2 separate regions of the Homo sapiens genome follow, and region 2 is linked to region 1. A link is a loop called in an ENCODE intact Hi-C map of the cell type or tissue named here. Cell type or tissue: heart left ventricle. All regions are shown on one strand. Region 1 overlaps RGS8 (regulator of G protein signaling 8). Region 2 has its middle 25 kb from the start of NPL.

Region 1 (2,500 bases):
CCTTCATTTCTGGACATTTTCTTGGTACACGGCACCATAAGAAACTTGTACACAGATAAACTGGTGAATAAAAGCCCATTGATAAGCACTCCCCTAATTCAAGATATGTTTATAGAATAAGGTGAATCCACATAGCTAATGTTTAATGAGCAGTTAGTATGTGCCAGACACTATGCCAAACATCGTATTTGAGTTATCTATTTAATTTTCAGAACAAATTTACAAAGCCAACACCTTTATCATCTCCCTTTTACAGATGGAGAAACAGAGACGCGTCATTTAAAAGTGGCAGAGCTGGTATCTAGCACCAAACCTGATGCTTCCAGCCTCTGCTCTACTCCTTGCTTTAACACAAAGGTAGTGCCATCATAGGACACTTTCTACCAGCACTAAAACAGCGGAACAAAGGCCTCCTCCAAATCTCACGCTGCCCCGGCCAGTGTCCACGGGGTAAAGGCCCCAAGGAAAGAGAGCAGGGCTGCAAATGGGCCTGAGTCGCAAGTGGAAGCTAATCAATATTAACCAGGCATCAGAATCTTCAATTAGCCTTTGGGAAAATAATATAGTCACAAGAAGTCAATAAGTCCAATGTTTAAAAAGAGCTATAGTAAACAAGAAAAATGTAAAAGAAAGAACAGGAATATAAAGAGCAGAGGGACAAAAGTGTGTGGACATGAATAACACAAGGAAACGGAACATTAAAACTAGTCCAAGCTTTTTTTTTCTAATCAAAACACTCCTAAATGCCAAAAAGTAATCACAGAGGACCATAGTTTGAGAAGTACAGACGTAGTGCAGGCCCCGCTTACAAGAGGACACCAGCATAATCTTCCAAAGAGGCCAGGGCATAATTTCAGGGAGGAGAATTAAGCTGAACCTAAAGTAAAGCATTCTAGCATCGTCTTCTTTCCTGAAACAAATAAACAGAAAAGGCAAGCAGAGTTAAGTGCTCGTGAGAAAGGAATTCATCACCTTGGACTCTACATTCCCCAGGCTTAGAGCTCTGGCCCAGGAATGTAGAGCTCTGGGTTCTTTTCCAGCTACTGCTCCTGACTTGCTAGCTGCAGTTGGCACAGGACATCTCAACTGGCCACAACTCACGTTTCTTACAGGAACACAGTGATTGCAAGCCCTGCTCCTGCCTCTGGGCTGTCCTGCCCGCCTCTGAACTTCCCAGTCTATACTCACTCCTCTTGGGAAGCCCTGCCCTCTCCAGGCACCCACCACTCCTCTCCAGAATCAGTGCTTCAATCTTGCCTCTTCAGCTCTAGGCCGCTTTTCCAGAGGTTTGCTGGACAGTTCCTCACATCTCAGACCCTGCACACTATACTCTTCTCTAAACAGACCCTGCATGCTATACTGTCTCTAAACAATCACTCTCCCCCATCCTCCATTCCTGCTGGGCTCCCTGTGCTTACTTGTGACATTACTCTGCCCAAGTCCCACAAGGGACCCTAAGCCTAACCCTAACCCCAACAAGTACAGACATTTCTGGCTTCTTTTTCTCCATTCCCTTCCTAAATTGGTTTTTAAATCTTGTCATATTTTTGAAGTATTTCTCAACTTCATTTCCTCCCATCCATTGATGCTGCCATATGAGAGGTTATTCAACCCCCAGCACCTGCACAACCTCCTGCCCTCTCTTAAATAACTGATCTCCCTGCCCTCATTTCTTTCTCTGCCCACCCACAAACCTTCTTGCACACTACACTACCACCAGAGTACCACTGAACAGATACCATAAAGTGGATCATCTGTGCAATCATCTTTGATGGGCTCCATTGCACCTCCTTGTCCTGCCTGACAATGAGTTTGTCCCGTTTGCCTATCCAGGTTTTCTATCCCACACACATGCATGATTCCTCTGCTGTCCCTTCTGCCCGGAATGTCCCCACCCTTGATCTGCCTATTAACTCTCAGCTTCTTCCCTAAACCCATTACCTCAAGCTAAAAATTCTCCTTTCCAAACCTTTTTCAGAATTCTCCCAATCAGAAGGAACCCCCTCCATCCCAATAGCACCACCTTGCTGTAAGGCCCTCTGACAGCCCACATCACAGGCATAGTTTATTCTTAAGATTTATATTTTCTGAGCCTCTCAACTGACTGTGTGCTCCAAAAAGACAGACTCTTTTACTTACTCTCCTTACTATTAATTCTCATTAACTCACAGAGAGCAGGTGTTGAGTAAATGTCGGCTAAATTTGATTTTGAGTTCGTGAAAAAAAAATCTGAAAAATCGCCGAGGATTCTTTATGGTAGAAACATGTTAGACTTCTGCAGCCTTCTGGTCAAGACTGAAGTCAACAGAATGCTAATGACACTCAGGGTCAGCTGCACAGGTACATAAGGCATTTGCAAACTAACCCAATAGCCTGGTCAGGGCAGTGTGGAATTCATCAAGAGCAAAAGGAGCACCTGGCATTGTCACACAGGCCATGAGAATGTAATTAAATTGAAGATAAAGGGAGTTTAAATTTGCAATATAATATTTTAAAAAGC
Region 2 (2,500 bases), 90 kb after region 1:
GTGAAAAAAATAAAACAGCAGGTTCCAGAGTTTTTCTTCTTAGCTCAGTAGGAGAAAGGAGAGGGCAGGAGAAAGGAAGGAAATTAGCATCAAGACCCAAGATGAGGGATCCAAATCTATCTTTCTGCCTCCCAAAGCAGCTGCTCCCAGATCCCCAGTCACATAGTCCTTCACCAGTTCCATGATGCTAGAACTCCCACACCTCACTCCTGAACCCAAGCAGGATTTCCCTTCCCTATAACCATTAATTCCCCAACAGTGAATGAGGGCCGTGGAATTTTGTTTCCCTATTGTTAACAGAGTTTTTTCTCAACAGCAACTAGCTAAATTTCTCAGGGTAGAATGATGAATGCACCTGCAACACGACCCCTCTTAACACCTCACTTGACCCTCTGTGCAGGTGCTCCTGCCGCTCTTGATTAGAGTGCTGAGGTTCTGACACTCCTCCCTGTGCCACACAAATGCCCAGTGATTCATTTATAACTGACACCCAAGCCTTCACTATTCACTGTTGCAAAGAAAATTTTGGACCTCTGAGAGTTATAACCTTTCCCCATTTTTCTTTCTGCTAATAAATTCTGGAGAGCAATAAGGATAACAGTAAGACATCCATCATCTTGTGGGGTTTACGAGCAGCTGGCATGACATTCTCAGCCAATATAACTGCAAGCTGACTTTAATCACAGTCTGTTGATCTCAGCTTTCAGAAATATTGCCTTGTTATATCATTCTATTCTTTCTCTAAGCTGAATGCATGAAGGAAGGCTTTCTGAGTTTCACCATCTAAACACCAGGGAGGAGGGTCAGAGGAATGCAGTGAACTCTTATTTCATTTGCAAAGGTAACTGGAAAACACTTGGATCTTGAAAGTCCTTGAGCCTTGAAAAAAGACAATTTAAGCTAAAGTCTGGGGACATTAAAGTAGTTGCAAATTTGAGCAAACTCTGTGCCAAACAATTGCTGGATTTCACTGCTCTTTAATAACATTCATCAAATATTTCCACATTTTCTAAGACAACCCTTGGGTTACCACTAAGGCTTGTCATTTTTTCTAATTAATGGTAATCTAAGTTTGTGAATCTTCCTAAAAATTTCACTATTTTTCAGTTTTGCAAACATAAAACTCAGCTGTCTTAAACACCATCTATGATCCTTATAGCTTTTGATTACATGACGGGATGGCTTTGAAATGGTGAGCTTCTGTCCCCTGGATCTGACAAAACAAGCAATCCTATTTCATTTGCATTTGGCAAGTGCTTAGACCAGTGGCCTCCATATATTTTGCACATGCTCCAAGCCAATAGAAAAATGTTAAGCATGCTCCCTCTATGCTAGGCTGTGGTAACGAAGAGACCCAAATGTGTATAATGACTGAAATACCCAGAAGTTTATCTCTTGCTGATAAAATTGCATGAAGTGAATGCTCCTGGTAAGTTGGCAGTCCCCTCCCAGCAATGTTTCAGGGATGAAGTCTCCGTCTATCTCAGGCCTCCGACATTCCCAGGGCCTGTTCCTTTTCTGCATGTAAGCCAGCAGAAGGGGAAAGAGTGTAAAAGAAGCATGACTGCTTCTCAAAAGCCTTGGTCCAAAACTGACATTTATAACTTCCATTCACCTCCCGTTGGGAATAACTAGAGAACTGGTCACACCCACATGCAAGCAATCTGGAAAAAGTTGCCTTGGGCTGGGCAGCAGCTTGCCAGCTAAAACTGTATATTCTGAAATGAAGAACAGATTTTGGTGAACAGCTGTTTGTCTGCCACATTCTCAGTTTATTCATTCCTTCATTCAGTCATTCTTATTTATTTATAAATGATATACATGTGTGTGTATATATATACAAAACTCTGTAATAATATGCATATTGTAAGGCATATACAGAAATATAAATTATAAAGGATGAGAAAAACAAGATTAAATAGAAGTTTTGTTTTTCCTGCAGCCCATTGCATCATCTGTGCCTCCCATGGTCAGGATTCACCCCCTAGATTCACTACTCTAGACTCCAAGAGGTCCTGGAAATTAGGAAGTGCCCTTCTAGAGAAGCATTTTAAGAAGTAAAAGATACTGCCCTACTGCTAGCCTTTCCCCTCTTCTTGTAGATGGCACCCAGGTCCACAAAGCTGCTCAAGCCCCAAATCTGGAAATCATCCTCAGTTCCTCACTGCCCATTACCTCCATATCCAGTTTCCAGCCAGTCCTGCCTGCTTGCCTTCCCAACCAGATCCAGAATCCCTGCTTATCACTCCACCTTCATGACTCTCACCCTACCCCCAGCACCAGCATCTTTTCTCTGGACACTGTAAGAGCCTCTTGTCCTTACAATCCATTCTTCATGGGACCGCCATTGTGATCTTTCAAACATATAAAGATGATCAGGTTATTGCCCTGCAAACTCTCCAATGGGCTGATACCTCAAATACGATCAGCCTCCTCATTGAAGCTTACAAGGCACAGTAAACATTCTACAAATGTTTCTTGAATATTGTTAAATATATAC

What was found. Hi-C counts contacts between places; a loop is a spot of excess contacts. Peaks named below come from ENCODE experiments on the same cell type or tissue, not always from the same donor. Only the 100,000 strongest peaks of a DNase experiment are listed, where the experiment ranks them.
Region 2: a loop joins it to region 1, with 2.2 times the contacts of the local background. A loop is called at or near these places in 6 of 110 quality-filtered maps.

The regions. Positions count from the first base shown.
Region 1 is chr1:182,673,752-182,676,251 of GRCh38, forward strand. All of the region lies in intron 1 of RGS8 (regulator of G protein signaling 8), which reads right to left. Among named protein-coding and RNA genes, the nearest start is that of RGS8, 9.6 kb to the right of the region's middle. In heart left ventricle, no CTCF peak of the experiment used is centred here; no DNase peak of the experiment used is centred here; H3K27ac peaks cover 1,261 bases.
Region 2 is chr1:182,763,974-182,766,473 of GRCh38, forward strand. No RefSeq gene overlaps it. Among named protein-coding and RNA genes, the nearest start is that of NPL, 25 kb to the right of the region's middle. In heart left ventricle, no CTCF peak of the experiment used is centred here; no DNase peak of the experiment used is centred here.